Linked DNA regions of Homo sapiens: region 2 is linked to region 1. A link is a loop called in an ENCODE intact Hi-C map of the cell type or tissue named here. Cell type or tissue: psoas muscle. All regions are shown on one strand. Links, peaks and the distances in the headings refer to the core of each region. The heading gives the core; the rest is flanking DNA. Region 1 has its middle 23 kb from the start of TNRC6B. Region 2 has its middle 21 kb from the start of TNRC6B-DT.

The links. A loop is a pair of places that touch in the nucleus more often than their neighbours do. Peaks named below come from ENCODE experiments on the same cell type or tissue, not always from the same donor. Only the 100,000 strongest peaks of a DNase experiment are listed, where the experiment ranks them.
Region 2: a loop joins it to region 1, with 2.2 times the contacts of the local background. A loop is called at or near these places in 8 of 110 quality-filtered maps.

The regions. Positions count from the first base shown.
Region 1 is chr22:40,150,984-40,159,320 of GRCh38, reverse strand. It overlaps a transcript of TNRC6B not described here. Among named protein-coding and RNA genes, the nearest start is that of TNRC6B, 23 kb to the left of the region's middle. In psoas muscle, for the core only: a CTCF peak has its summit at 3,126; no DNase peak of the experiment used is centred there; H3K4me3 peaks cover 339 bases; H3K27ac peaks cover 1,849 bases.
Region 2 is chr22:40,061,423-40,069,759 of GRCh38, reverse strand. It overlaps a transcript of TNRC6B not described here. Among named protein-coding and RNA genes, the nearest start is that of TNRC6B-DT, 21 kb to the right of the region's middle. In psoas muscle, for the core only: no CTCF peak of the experiment used is centred there; no DNase peak of the experiment used is centred there; H3K27ac peaks cover 816 bases.

The sequences.
Region 1 (8,337 bases), core at 47-8,046:
TGAATGTTTTCTGACAAGCTTATATTACATTACTTTTATTAAAAAATTACTCAGTTCCGGCCAGGTGCGGTGGCTCACGCCTGTAATCCCAGCACTTTGGGAGGCCGAGGCGGGCAGATCACAAGGTCAGGAGATCGAGACCATCCTGGCTAACACGGTGAAACCCCATCTCTACTAAAAATACAGAAAAATCAGCCGGGTGTGATGGTGGGCGCCTGTAGTCCCAGCTACTCGGGAGGCTGAGGCAGGAGAATGGCGTGAACCCGGGAGGCGGAGCTTGCAGTGAGCCGAGACTGTGCCACTGCACTCCAGCCTGGGCGACAGAGCGAGACTCTGTCACACACGCAAAAAAATTACTCAGTTCCTAGATTCCCTATCCAGACTGAATCATATTTACAAAGTATAGTAATAATCATTTGCCAACTGCAGTTCTGAGATTTAAAAAAAATTTGTTTTGTAAATATTTTTATTGTTGTTGCCTCAAACAAAAGAACACAGCACCTTTGCTCACAGCACCTTGTGAGACGACTGATTTCTGCTTTATCACTTCAGTATGTAATAGCTGACCAGGCCCAGAAGAAAACAGAAATAGAACAGAATTCATCTGTGAAAAGGCCAGGCAGTATGAGACTTGTGAAAACAAAACAAGGGAGAATGGTAAGGATACGACACATGGCATTCCAACTTGCTGGGGCTGTTTGAAACTCTCAAAGAAGTACAGTTTGTATAACATAAAACTTGTAGGAGAATCTGCCCAGCAACATTTCCTGAATACCTAAATAAGCTGATTCAGGATAAGGGTTACTAGAGAGGTTTTTAAAGATAAAGACTGGTTTGTTTGAGAAATGGATATCCTTTATAGTACAGAACTTCCACCTGTTTTTTTAAAAATAGGCTTATGCCATTTTCATTGTCTCCCTCAACTCCCTCTTTATTTATTTATTTATTTATTTATTTATTTATTTATTTATTTATTTATTGAAGATGGAGTTTCGCTCTTGTTGCCCAGGCTGGAGTGCAATGGTGTGATCTCAGCTCACTGCAACCTCTGCCTCCTGGGTTCAAGCAATTCTCCTGCCTCAGCCTCCTAAGTAGCTGGGATTACAGGCGTGTGCCACCACGCCTGGCTAATTTTGTATTTTTTTACTAGAGACAGGGTTTCACCACGTTGGTCAGGCTGGTCTTGAACTCCCAACCTCAAGTGATCCACTCGCCTTGGCCTCCCAAAGTGCTGGGATTACAGTGAGCCACACCACGCCTGGCCTACTCCCTCTTATTCATGAGACTTTGATTTTGACAACTGCAGTTTTACTAACAACAGTATTTTTCAAGAGCATAGCTTCCAAGGATGGCAAAGGGTGTGAGAGAGTCGGTAAGATCTGGGTTCAAATCTAAATTGCATTTCAAGCTGCATTACCATGGGCAAGTTACCTACCCTGATCTCTGAGTGAAATGGAGATGAAATGGTGTAATGAGTGGAAATGACAGAGTAAAACATATTTAAGCAAAGTACCTTGTGCACAGAAAACCCTCGACAAATGGAGTTATAATTTTTATATGACAGACCTTTGACCAGAGTGTGGGGGTGGAGGGCTGTGCAGTGGACACGGAGAAAAGCACCTGAAGTGTTTCTCTTGTCATTCTACTGGGACTAGATGTCTGGCATTCTAATTTGCTAAAGATGAATTGATTCCATCAGCCCATGCAAAATGTAAGTGCATTTGATAGAATACAGCAAAGCTAGGATTTATATTGTGAGCTATTTTTAAAATTGCCTGGTTAGCAAATTAAACCAGCTGTGAAAATATCCTGGTTTCCATTCACAACAAATACAAGACGAGCCATTTTCCTTTAATGAATCTGGCCTCGTGGCAGCATAGTCCATTCTGCATAATTTATTCCTAAGGGTTTTAAAGACATAATTTTCTTAAGACAGACCAAAATTAAACTATTTTCTAGGAAAAAAAATATGAATGAGAGAAGTTTCTCTGTATAGATTTTTGGTAAATTCCATAATCACTGGCCCATTCAATTTAGGAGACTAATGTCTGAATAAAAAATAGTAGTTATGTCAGTACTTTAAGCAGTCTTAACTGTTTTTCCTTTAAAAGGGCATATGAAAAACCAGTCTGCTCTGCAACACAATTTTTCACATTCTATGACGGAGAGAGGAAAAAAATTCACTCACTGCTATCAAAAAGCTACCCAACAGACTCCCAACTTCAGGTTTAAAACCAATCACCCCTGGCTGGGCACGATGCCTCACACCTGCAATCCCAGCACTTTGGGAGGCCGAGGCAGGCAGACCACCTGAGGTCAGGAGTTCAAGAGCAGCCTGACTAACATGGTGAAACCCCATCTCTACTAAAAATAGAAAAATTAGCTAGGTGTGGTGGCGGGCAACTGTAGTCCCCGCCACCACACCTAGTCCTATTTAGGAGGCTGAGGAAGGAGAATTGCTTGAACCCAGGAGGCGGAAGTTGCAGTGAGCCCAGATTGCACCACTGCACTCCAGCCTGGGTGACAAGAGTGATACTCCGTCTCAAGAAAAAAAAAAAAAAAAAACCAACAACAAACCAATTACCCCTTAAGGAGTTAGGGGAGAGATCCTGAATTATTTGGAATGTTGGCTAAGTTATATTATTTATAATTCCTGTTCCTTTAGAGAAACAATTTGTTATTTAAACAAAGATCAGCAGTGTAAATAACCAAATGGAATAGAATTTCAGAAAGTACCATTCAAATAAATTCACACTTAGATTGCAGGGAAATGGTCTATTAGTTTAGTTCACTTCAGAAAGACAATACTGAGAAAAGGATGTACCATTTTATACTTTCTTTGGAAATCAACCAAACAGAATTAGTTCAATTTGGAACATACTGAGCCTTAAAGCCTTTGCTACAACATAACATAAATTTTGATTAGGCGAGTGTGAAAAACTGTAACGCTAACTTTCTTGTCCTTCTAGTTAGTTGGTCTATAAATAGAAGCAATGCATTAACAGCCACCAAAGCAACTGGTGAGTTCCCCAATGTCTCCAACGTATACATCTCTGACAAACACGCTTATCAGCATGTTGAACCAAAGTGTTTCCGAGGATCTGTAATAGGACTCTTTTTAAATAAACTGTGACTCACTGTTTGCTTTCTTCACCAGGAGGTGGAGTCTTGCCATGCCCTTCCATTACAAAATCCTCCTGTTCCACCTGCAAAGGCAAGCACCACAGGTCAGCAGCAGTCAGTAACTACAATGCGACTCACTCCAAGAACCCACACCTGCCCTGTGCAGAACCACAGGGCCGTTTCACTGTGGTGCACAGAACAGAAGCCTGGGCCAATGGTTTTCAAACTTCTCCTTGAGTGATTAGATCTGCAGAAAAAAGGAAACATGTTGATCGGCAAAACACATAACTCTGACAAAGGATTAGCATCTAGAATATAAAAGAACGGTGATGAATCAATGAGACAAAGACAACCTACTAGAAAAATCTGCAAATAACCAAGCAGGAATTTCACTGAAGAGAACACATAAACAGTTTCTAAACATATGAAAAGATGTTCAATCTTATGTCAGTCAAGAAAATGCAAATTAAAACCATTTCACAACTACTAGGTTGGCTAAAATTAAAGTCAGGTAATACCAAGTGTTGACAAGGGTATGCAGCAATAGCAACTCTTATCCACTCCTAGTGGGAGGGAAAACTGGTATAGCTACTTTGAAAAGCAGTTTTGTCAGCCAGGCAGGGTGGCTCACGCCTGTAATCCCAGCACTTTGGGAGGCCAAAGCGGGCAGATCATGAGGTCAGGAGATCAAGACCATCCTGGCCAACATGGTGAAACTCCGTCTCTACTAAAAATACAAAAATTAGCTGGATGTGGTGGTGTGCGCCTTTAGTCCCAGCTACTCAGGAGGCTGAGACAGAAGAATTGCTTGAACCTGGGAGGCAGAGGTGGCAGTGAGCCGAGATCACGCCACTGTACTCCAGCCTGGGCGACAGAGCAAGACTCCGTCTCCCCCAACAACAACAACAACAAAAAGTTTGCATTATCTATTACATTTGAAGATGCATTTACTGTACACATTAGTAACTGCACTTACTTATAGGTATATACCTAGAGAAGCTTTTGCACATATACAAAAGTATTTATAGTGGAATTATTTTTAACAGAAAAAAATAGAAGAATAAACATCTGTCAACAGTAAAACAGATAAATAGGCTATGGTGTTTTCAGAAAATAGAATACTATATTGCATGAAAATGAATGAACTACAGCTACACACCTCAATCTGGGTGAGTTACAAAAAGGTAATCAAGTGAAGGAAGCAAGTCACAAAAGAATGCATATGTAGTATGATTCTATAAATATCAAGTCCAAATATATATATATTTTAGAGCAAATTGAAGCAGAATATATATATATATGTATATATATATATATATATATATATATATATATATTTTTTTTTTTTTTTTTTTTTGAGATAGAGTCTTGCTCTGTTGCCCAGGCTGGAGTGCAGTGGTGCGATCTCGGCTCACTGCAAGCTCTGCCTCCCAGGTTCACACCATTCTCCTGCCTCAGCTTCCCCAGCAGCTGGGACTACAGGTACCCGCCACTATGCTCAGCTAATTTTTTTGTATTTTTAGTAGAGATGGGGTTTCACCGTGTCAGCCGGGATAGTCTCGATCTCCTGATCTCGTGATCCACCTGCCTCGGCCTCCCAAAGTGCTAGGATTACAGGCGTGAGCCACCACGCCCAGCCAGAAAATATGTATTTTTAACCATATGTATGTACATATAGGCATACATACGTATATACATGCTTTTATTTTATTATTTATTTATTTATTTATTTTTGAGATGGAGTCTCGCCCTGTCACCCAGGTTGGAGTGCAATGACGTGATCTTGGCTCACTGCAACCTCCACCTCCCAGGTTCAAATGATTCTCCTGCCTCAGCCTCCCGAGTAGCTGGGATTACAGGCGCCTGCCACCACGCCCAGCTGATTTTTGTATTTTTTTAGTAGAGACAGGGTTTCACCATGTTGGCCAGGATGGTCTCGATCTCCTGACCTCGTGATCCACCCGTCTTGGCCTCCCAAAGTGCTGGGATTACAGCAGTGAGCCAATGCGCCCAGCCCATGCTTTTATATTTAAAGATATAAAGAAAAGGCTGAGGGCTATGGCATGACCCTGTAAGTCCCAGCTACTTCGGGGGACAGAGGCAGGAGAATCAATTGAGCCTAGGAGTTCAAGACTGTAGCGCTCTATGATCACACCTGTGAATAGCCACTGCACTCCAGTCTGGGCAACACAGCGAGACCCTAAGTCTTAAAAAAAAATAAAGAAAGCCAATAATTTCTTAATATTAATATTAATTAATATAATTTCATAAATGGAATTATTCCCTTTCTTTAATGATTTATTATAATTTAAATTACTAATTTTATTTAAAAATTAAAATTTATATTAAATACATATACATTATTTAAAAAGTCAAATAACATTAATACTACCGGCTGACAAACAAAAACAGTACTTTCCACCCCTGCCCCACCCTCACAACATAAGCCTCCATCCTCCCTTCCTCACAATGTAAGTTACCGTTTTTGTTCAACTCAATATTCAGTGCTAACAGTGCTATTATGTAGTAAATATATACAGCTGAATCATATGGAATGCTATAATTAAATTTCCTTTCTTGTATAATTTTGGTTTCCCTGGAACTAATAATTACCACTTCCTCTTCTTATTCTTTTTGTTTTTTTTTTTCTAGCTTAGTATTTGTTATGTATTTTTCATTAATTCATCCTCAAACTCTCCAACAGAACTGTAAATCTCCTCTTAATCAGTTCAAACACTTCAGGTAATCTATCAGTTTCACTCCGCCTTGGAGACACCCTCAGGGGTTTCTCCTGCTCCGAACTGGATTGATTGCTTTCTAGGCCACTGAATCGCTGACATCTCGCTAGGGATGTCTCCTCCTCTTCATCTCTGGAATGCCCTCCTCTTTCTCCTAAGCTGGAGCATCTGTTTCCCAGATCCTCTGTCTCTTTTACAGTTTACTCACTGATTCAGGTGGAGTATATATTCCAGTGATTTCCTGATAAAAGGTATATAGAAGGTGAATTTTTTTGAGACCTTGAATGACTGAAACGTCCTTGTTTTATCCACACATATAACTGACACATAAAAATGTTTTATTTATTTTTATTTTTTTTGAGATGGAGTCTCGTTCTGTTGCCCAGGCTGGAGAGAAGTGGTGTGATCTTGGCTCATTGCAGCCTCCCCTCCTGGGTTCAAGCGGTTCTCCTGTCTCAGCCTCCCGAGTAGTTGGGACTACAGATGTGTGCCACTACACCTGGCTAATTTTTTGTATTTTTAGTACAGACAGGGGTTCACCATGTTGGCCAGGCTGGTCTCGAACTCCTGACCTCAGGTGACCCATCTGCCTCAGCCTCCCAAAGTGCTGGGATTATAGGTGTGAGCCACCACACCCGGCCATAAAAACATTTTTTTTACCCACATATTTAATTAAATATAAAAGTTAAAGCCAGGCACGGTGGCTCACACCTGTAATCCCAGCAGTTTGGGAGGCTGAGGCAGGCGGATCACAAGGTCCAGAGATCAAGGTCATCCTGGCCAACATGGTGAAACCCCATCTCTACTAAAAATACAAAAATTAGCCGGGTGTGGCCGGGTGCGATGGCTCACGCCTGTAATCCCAGCATTTTGGGAGGCCAAGGCGGGCGGATCACAAGGTCAGGAGATCGAGACCATCCTGGCTAACATGGTGAAACCCCGTCTCTACTAAAAATACAAAAAAAATTAGCCGGGCGTGGTGGTGGGCACCTGTAGTCCAAGCTACGCAGGAGGCTGAGGCAGAAGAATGGCATGAACCCGGGAGGCGGAGCTTGCAGTGAGCCGAGATCGTGCCACTGCACTCCAGTCTGGCAACAGAGCAAGACTCCATCACAAAAACAAAAACAAACAAACAAAAACGTTGAAGTCAGTAAACTTTTCCGTCCAAAATTTTGAGGGTGATGCTCCGTTGTCTTCTAGCTCCCATAGCTGCTACACAGAAGCTCAGTATCATTCTAAGTCCTAGTGTATTGCATGTGTCTTCTCTAGAAACATTTAAGTCCTTATTTTTATAGTGGTAAGAAAGAAAGAAAAACAAAACCAAAAACAAAAAACCCTTTTAGGAGCTTTCATTTATCCTTAGTTTTTAAAAATGCAAACCACTAAGCAAGGTTCTTTTTTTATTTATTGAACTGGTGCTAGGTAAGTACTTATAATCTAGAATCTCTTGTTTTTCAGGTTTGGGACATTTTCTCTACTTATTTGACAGTTTCCTCCCTTCCAACTTCTGTTCTCTCCTTCTGGAATTCCTGTTATTCAGTGTTGAATCTCTCAGATTAACTGATTTGCTTTCTTTCTTCTTTCTTTCTTTCTTCTTTCTTTTCTTTCTCTTTCTTCATTTTTGTGTCTGAATGAATCTCTGAGATTGATTTTCTTCTTTCTTTCTTTCTCCATTTTTGTGTCTTTGATTTTTTTATTTTAATTTCTGGGAGGTTCTCTCAACTTTATTTTCTAAAACTTTTAACATATGTACAATTTCTGCTATTTTAATTGAATTTTTAAGAGCTCTTCCTCGTTCTTTGAATATTCCTTTTTCCAGTCTCCTGTTCTTGTTCCATTATAACAATATCTTCTCTCATCTCTGAGGATATTCTAGAGAGTTTTTGTTTTAGTTTTTTTCTTTTTTCTTTTTTTTTTTTTTTGAGATGCAGTCTCACTGTCGCCCAGGCTGAAGTGTAGTAGCATGATCTCAGCTCATTGCAACCTCTGCTTCTCCGCTTCAAGAGATTCTCCCTGCTTCAGCTTCCCGAGTAGCTGGGATTACAGGCGTGCATTTTTAGTAGAGATGGGGTTTCGCCATGTTGGCCAGGCTGGTCTCAAACTCCTGACCTCAAGTGATCTGCCCGCCTCAGCCTCCCAAAGAGCTGGGATTACAGGTGTGAGCCACGGTGCCTGGCCTATTTATTTTTGAGACAGAGTCTCACTCTGTTGCCCAAGCTGGAGTGCAGTGGCGTGATCTCGGCTCACTGCAACTTCCACCTCTCTGGTTCAAGCGATTCTCATGCCTCAGCCTCCTGAGTAGCTGGGATTACAGGCGTGAGCCACCACACCCAGCCTGTTTTAGTTTTCTTCTGCTCCCTACATTGTCTCTGTTTCCTCCAAGTTCCTCTTTTGTCTTTGGTCACCATCTTTCATTCATAGATTTTTATCAAATGTCTGATCATTCTTGTCTATCCACTGATATTTAAGAGCGAGA
Region 2 (8,337 bases), core at 297-8,296, 90 kb after region 1:
TCCCAGCACTTTTGGGAGGCCGAGGTGGGTGGATCACCTGAGGTTGGGAGTTCAAGACCAGCCTGACCAACATGGAGAAACCCCATCTCTACTAAAAATACAAAATTAGCCAGACATGGTGGCACATGCCTGTAATCCCAGATACTCTGGAGGCTGAGGCAGGAGAATCGCCTGAACCTAGGAGGCGGAGGTTGCGGTGAGCCGAGATCACGCCATTGCACTCCAGCTGGGGCAATGAGAGCGAAACTCCATCTCAAAAAAAAAAAAATTAAAAAAAAAAAGCTCTTACAAAGTTATACTCAAAGAAACTAAAGACTGAAAAATAACACAAAATATTCCTTAAAACAACTTTTAGGCCAGGTGCAGTAGTTCACACCTGTAATCCCAGCACTTTGGGAGGGTGAGGTAGGAGGATCCCTTGAGCCCAGGAGTTTGAGATCAGCCTGGACAACATAGGGAGACCCCAGCTCTACAAAAAAAAAAAATTTTATATCAGTCAACCTGGTAGTGTGCACCTGTGATCCCAACTACTCAGGAGGCTGAGGTGCGAGGGCTGCTTGAGCCCACGAATTTGAGGCTGCATGCAGTGGGGCATGATTGTACCTGCACTACAGCCTGGGCGAGACAGCGAGATACTGTCTCAAAAACAAAAAACTTTCATAGCAAATTTGTGGCTAGGTCCTGGAAACAAAGGATAATGCTACCTTTACACTATTGTTTACTAAAGTGTGGTTTTTACTCTCCATGAAAAATATGTGGTCATAAAAATAGTATGTATGGAATTCTAAATTAATCAAAAATAAAAATTAAAAATTTCAATGCAAATTTCAAGGTAAAAAGTCCACCTCATATATATGGATTTAAAAGAAAAATCTGGCAAGGTGCAATGGTTCATTCCTGTAATCCCAGCATTTTAGGAGGCTGAGGCAGGGAGGACTACTTCAGGCCAGGAGTTTGAGACCAGCCTGGGCAACACGGCGAGACCTCATCTGTAGAAATAAAAAATAAAAGAAGATTTTCCTGTTGTAACCTTCCTTTTACTTAAACAAAACACAGAATTGAAAGAAAATGAAAAGAAAACAAGACAACGAAAAGTTACTAAGATACTAAACAAGAACATCCAGATAAAGAACAAACCAAGAGGCCAGGCGCGGTGGCTCACGCCTGTAATCCCAGCACTTCAGGAGGCCAAGGCAGGAGGATCACCTGAGGCTAGGAGTTCGAGACCAGCCTGGCCAACATGGTGAGACCTCGTCTCTATTAAAAACACAAAAATTGGCTGGGCATGGTGGCGCGTGCCTGTAGTCCCAGCTACTCAGGAGGCTGAGGCAGGACAATCACCTGAACCCAGGAGGCGGAGGTTGTAGTGACCCGAGATTGCGCCACTGCACTCCAGCCTGGGCAGCAGAGTAAGACTCCATCTCAAAAAACAAAACAAAACAAAAGAACAAACCACGTAAGTAAAAGAGTATCCACTCTATCTACTATAAGGTTCACTATTCACTATAAAGGAACTGTGAAACTATACAGTTAACTAAAAAGATGAAATTACAGAAAATAAAAGCTGAAAGCTAAAAATCTAAGAATTCAAACCATAAGAATACTTTTTTAAAGTCCTTATCTTTCTGAATTGGGGGTGGGATGAGGTTAATAGGATCTTAGGGTGCTGGAAAACAAAGACTATGGAAAAACAATTTTAACCTCTTTCCCCCAAAAAAGAATTTGACCCAGTGATTAAGGTGGCATATGATAGAGTGTATATTCCAATCTACTTGGTTCTATGGACATTCTTTGGTTAATGACATAACATATCCACTGTGATGGTTAATTTTAGGTATCAACTTGACTGTGTTGAGAGATCCCTAGATGGCTGGTGAAGCATTGCTTCTGGGTGTGCCTGGGAGGGTGTTTCCAGAGGAGACTGACAGGTAAGTCGGGGAGTGAGACTATTGCCCTCAATGTGGGCAGGCACTATCCCATTGGCTAGGGGCCTGAATGGAAAAACCCTGTAGAAGAAGGGTGCATTCTCTGTCTCTTCCAGGATGGGATTCCCTCCTCCTCCTGCTCTTGAACATCAGAACTCCACGATCTTCAGCCTTTGGACTCTGGGATTTGCACCAGCAGCCTCTTGGGGCTCTCAGGCCTTCAGCCTTGGACTGAAAGTTACACCACTGGCTTCCTTGGTTCTTAAGCCTCTCAACTTGGGCTGAGACACGCCTGAGCTTCTCTGGTTCTCCGACTTGCAGACGGGCTATTGTGGGACTTCTCGGCCTTCATAATCACAGGAGCCAATTCTCCTACTAAATCCTCTCTCATGTATCCATACAAATATATATTCTGTTGGTTCTGTCTCTCTAGAGAACCCTAATATATCCAGAGTCAAGGCATCTCTTTGAACTAGGGCATTCACATAATTCCCACAGTACAAGACAAATACAGATATGCGCTCATGCTACTGGAATTCAACATCGTATATGAATAGCTTTTAATTAAACTTACGAAGGCATTATAAACTGTACAGGTAACAAAAATCAATTTTACATACTTTGTATCATGCAACATATTTTTGACAGAGTGATATCAGTTTCTTTACACAGAAATTAATTAGTTGATTATCATGATGTGACAAGCTTCCACATTCTAGCCTGGGCAACATGGCGAAACTCCATCTCTACAAAAAATACAAAAATTAACTGGGCATGGTGGCATGTGCCCGTAATCCCAGCTACTCAGGAAGGTGAGGTAGGAGGATCACTTGAGCCTCGGAGGTTGAAGTTGTAGTGAGATGAAATCATGCCACTGCACTCCAGCCTGGTGACAGAGTGAAACTCTGTCTCAAAAAAAATTTAAAAAGAAAAAAAAAAAAAAGAAAAGAAGCTTCCACAGTTAAGAGTGCAATGTAGTAAGGAGAAATGTACAAAAGTATTCAAATATCAGTAAGTTTATAATCAAGTTGGAGGGAGACTATCACATAAAACCAAGCTTTCTTAAATACTTCAGTTCAAATTTTAAATATAAACAATAATATATACCAGCAAATATAGAGAAGCATTCAAACTAAAGTTATTTTTCAAGATACACACCCCTAAGAAGTTTTATCCTTATCTTAATCAGGTTACCAATGAAAATACTTTGCAACTCTTATTTTGTTTCCAAACTAGTTTACAAATCACACAAGGAAAGCTGCCTTATTACACTGAGCTCATTTTGGACCTCAAACAGTATTACCCAGATGAGAAATCACATATCCAGACCTGAAAACATACTCCTGGTTGCTCCTCAAAATCAAATCCATCCTGAAAGAAGGAAGATATTCCCCCTACGGAAATTCCAAAGAATATCTCATACTCTGGAAGCAACCCCTAAAGAATTCCTGATATTTTAAGAAAAGGCAAGACTTCCGCTTCCAGAAAAGGTGAAGTAACGAGAGCAATATTTATCCTCATACCTGAAACAACTAAGAAACTGGATGAAATATATAAAACAGTTTTTAAGATACTGGCCACAGGCAGCATGGGACAGTGATGTGATCCCTGAGACACGGCAAATGAAGAAGGTGGCCTATGACTGGCCTAGCTTGCTGCCTAGGGAAAGTTTCCCAGTCACAGAACAGGGAGGGAAACCCAGGGGGAACTCAGAGGAATACCTTTACTTGAGGAGCCAGAGCTAGATTCTGAAAAGGCCAAGGAATCAGAATTTGCAGCATACAGTAGTACCAAGAGAGAAAAGAGCTGCACAGAGAAAGAACTCCAGAGATCTGTAGGAGACCCTCTGAGTATTCAGCTGAGTTCAAAAACAGCACGTTTATGTGAGAAAACTGCCCTAAGCTGGGGAAATAACTACCCAAAATGATTAGAAGAAACAATCTTTGGAACTCACACGGGGCCAGGAATTGTGCCTAATCTCACCAGACAGAGTAAAAACCATCATTCGTGGGGCACTAAGTAGAAGACTCAGAAGATTCAGTTGCTTCAGTAGTGAAGAACATTAATCCAAAGTACTGTTCTGCTTCCATCTAACAGAGCTTAAAAGCAACACCCAAATGGATCAAACAGCGTCGATCCAGAACAAAGCTCAATAATATTTACAGAGATACACAAAGATCCACCATCCAATAATATAAAACTTACAAAGTTTAGCATCCAATAAAAATCACCAGACATGAACTGTATGCCAACAAATTAGAAAACCTAGATGAAATAGACAAATTCCTAGAAAGACACAAACTACCAAAACTGACTTTGTAAGAAACAGAAAATCTGAATAGGCCTATAATAAACTAAATTCATAATAAAAAAAATTCCTATAAAGCAAACCCCAGTGCCAGGAGAGGTGGCTGTAGTTGTAACGATTTGGGAGGACAAGGTGGGAGGGTTGCTTGACGCCAGGAGTTCAAGACCAGCCTGGGCAAAATAGCAAAACCCTACCTCCACAAAAACAAAATAATTAGCTGGGTGTGGTGGTACACACCTGTAGTCTTAGCTACTCAGAAGGCTGAGGCAGGACGATCACTTGAGCCTAGGAGTTCAAGGTTACAGTGGGCTAAGATCCACTCCAGCCTAGGCAACAGAGCTCACTGGGGAATTCTATCAAATATTTAAAGAAAAATTAATATCAATTATTTACAAACCCTCCCTCCACCCCCACCCTCCAAAAACGAAGGGAACACTTCCCAATTCATTCTATGAGACCAGTATTACCCTCATTAGAAAAAGACACAAGAAAAAACACACACATACAAAAACAATGCTATAGACCATTATCTCTTATGAACATAGATGTGAAAATCCTTAACAAAATATACTAGCAAGTTAAATATAGCAATCTATAAAAAAGGATTATAGGCTAGGTGCAGTGGCTCACGCCTGTAATCCCAGCACTTTGGAAGGCCGAGGTGGGCAGATCACCTGAGGTCAGGAGTTCAAGACCAGCCTGGCCAACATGGTGAAACCCTGTCTCTACTAAAAATACAAAAATTAGTCGGGTGTGGTGGCACATGCCTATAATCCCAGCTACTCGGGAGGCTGAGGCAGGAGAATTGCTTGAACCCAGGAGCCAGAGGTTGCAGTGAGCCGAGATCGTGCCACTACACTTCCACCTGGCGACAGAGTGAGACCCTGTCTCAAAAAGAAAAAAAAAAAAAAAAGGATTATACACCATCACCATGTGGGATTTATCCCAGGAATGCAAAGTTAGCTTAATATACAAAAATCAATGTAATATACCACATCAGTAGAATAAATAACAAAAACTAGATGATCATCTCAATAGAAGCAGCAAAAGCATTTAACAAAATTCAATACCCTTTCTTAATAAAAATGCACCCAAAACTAGGAGTAAAAAGGAACTTCCTTAACCCGATAAAGGCCATCTTAAAAAAAAAAAAATCAGCTAACATCATACTTAGTGGCAAATGACTGAAGATCATAGTGGTCCCCCTGAGACCAAAAACAAGATAAATATCCAGGCTTGCCACTTTTGGCCAACATTGTACTGGAGGACAATTAGGCAGAAAATGAAACAAAGAGCATCTAGACTTAAAAGGAAGAATTTAAACTATCCCTATTTGCAGATGACATGATCCTGTATAAAGAAAATCCTAAGGAATCCAATGAAAAACTATCACAACTAATAAATGAGTTCAGCAAGTTTTCAGGATACAAGATTAATGTATTAAAATCCATTGTATTTCTACATATTAGCAGTGAATAAACCAAAAATAAAATTGTGAAAACAATTATATGTAAACTAACATTGGGCTGGGTGCAGTGGCTCAGGCCTGTAATCACAGCACTTTGGGAGGCTGAGGCGGGAGGATCACTCGAGCCCAGGAGTTCGAGACCAACCTAGGCAACATAGCAAAACCCTGTCTCTACAAAAAATTAAAAAATTAGGCAGGCATGGTGCCGTGCAACTCTGGTCCTGGTTACTCAGGAGGTTGAAGCAGAAAGATCACTTGAGCCCAAGAGGTCAAGGCTGCAGTAAGCTGTGATCGTGCCACTGCACTCCAGCCTGGGTGACAGAGTGAGACCCTGTCTCAAAAACAAAAACGAAAAAAAAGAAAAAAAGAAAAAGAAAAAAGAAAAAAACCTAACATCAAAAAGAATAAACTCTTAGGAATAAATTTAACAAAAGAAGTGCAACACTTATACGCTGAAAACCATAAAACGTCGAAATAAATTAAAAATGATCTGAATAAATGGAAAAGCAGCAAATGTTCATAGAGCAACATTTTGTTTAAATGGCAGTATTTGCCAAATTGATCTGTAAGTTCAGCACATTTCTATCACAATCTCAACTGACTTCCTTGTAGAAATGGAGAAGCTGATCCTAAAATTCATGTGGAAATTCAAGGGATCCAGAAGGGCCAAAACAATTTTGAAAAAGAACAAAGTTGGAGGACTCAAACTCCCTAATCTCAAAACGTAATACAAAACTACAATAATCAGTGTATTGTGGTAATGGCATAAAGACAGACATATAGATCAATGGAATAGAATTGAGAATCTACAAATAAACCCTCAATTACAGCCAATTTCACAAGAAAGTTGCCAAGATAATTAAATGAATTAAAAGAATAGTCTTTTCAACAAATGGGGCTGGAAAAACTATATATCCCCATGCAAAAGAATTAAGTTGGACTCCTCCCCTACACCATACACAAAAATTTACTCAAAATAGATCAGAGATGTAAATGTAAGAGTTAAAACTATAACAATCTTAGAAGAAAATATAGAATTAGATCATTGTGACCTTAGGTTAAGCAAAGTCTACATAGATATGCCAAAAGCAAAAATAGCAAAAGAAAAAAAAAAGATAAACTGAACTTTATCAAAATTAAAAGTTTAGTGCATCAACCTGCAGATTAGGAGAAAATTTCACAAAACGTGTCTAAAAAGGGATTTATATCTAGATATATAAAGAAATATTATAATTGAACAATAAGACAAGTAACCCAATTTAAAAATGGGCAAAGGATCTGAATAGATATTTCTCCAACAATAATATACAAATAGCCAATAAGTGCATGAAAACGTGCTCAAAATCATTAGCGTTCAGGCAAACGCAAATGAAAATACCATTTCCTACCCAGTAGGATAGCTGACAATAAAAGTGCCAGACAATGAAAAGGATCTGGAGAAACTGGAACCCTCATATACTGCTGGTAGGATTGTAAAATGGTGCAGCCCTTTTTGAAAATAGTCTGGTTGTTCGTCAAATGGTTAATTTAAAACAAAAATAATAATATATGGCCAGGGGCAGTGGCTCACACCTGTAATCACAGGACTTTGGGAGGCCGAGATGGGCAGATCACCTGAGGTCAGGAGTTTGAGACCAGCCTGGCCAACATGGTGAAACCCCATTTCAAGTAAAAATACAAAAATCAGCTGGGCAGCTGGGCATGGTGGTGGACGTCTGTAATCCCAGCTACTCAGGAGGCTAAGGCAGGAGAACTGCCTAAACCCAGAAGGCAGAGGTTGCAGTGAGCCCAGATCACGCCACTGCACTCCAGCCTGGGCAACAGAGTGAGACTCTATCTCAAAAAATAAATAAATAAAGTAAAATTTAAAAAATAACATATTGTGGGATTTATAACATACGTATAAGTAAAATGCATAACAATAATACAAAACCTGGGAGGGCTGAAATGGAGACATATAGTTGTAAAGTTTTCTTTTTATTTTTGAGACAGAGTCTCGCTGTGTTGCCCAGGCTGGAGCGTAATGGCACAATCTCAGATCACTGCAACCTCCGCCTCCCAGATTCAAGCGATTCTCCTGCCTCAGCCTCCCATGTAGCTTGGATTACAGGCGCCCACCACCACGCCCAGCTAATTTTTGTATTTTTAGTAGAGACAAGGTTTCACCATGTTGGCTAGGCTGGTCTCGAACTCCTGACGTCAGATGATCCACCCACCTTGGCCTCCCAAAGTGCTGGGATTACAGGTGTGAGCCACCGTGCCCAGCCTAATTGTAAAGTTCTTATAACGAAAGTGATACTATACTATTTGAAGATAGATTGTGGTATGTAAAAGATGCATGTTATAAATCACTAAAATAATACACAAAGAAATACAGCTAATTAACCAAAAAAGAAGATAAAATGAAATTTAAAAATAGGGAAAAGGAAGGCAGAAAAAGAAGAAAAATAAATAATATATGAGCAAGTAACAGCAAACTAGTAAAGATACTACCAACCATCTGGACCTAATTGACATTTATAAAATATTAAATCCAGGCCAGGCACAGTGGCTCACACCTGCAATCCTAGCACTTTGGAAGGCCGAGGCAGGTGGATCACCTGAGGTCAGGAGTTCGAGACCAGCCTGGCCAACAT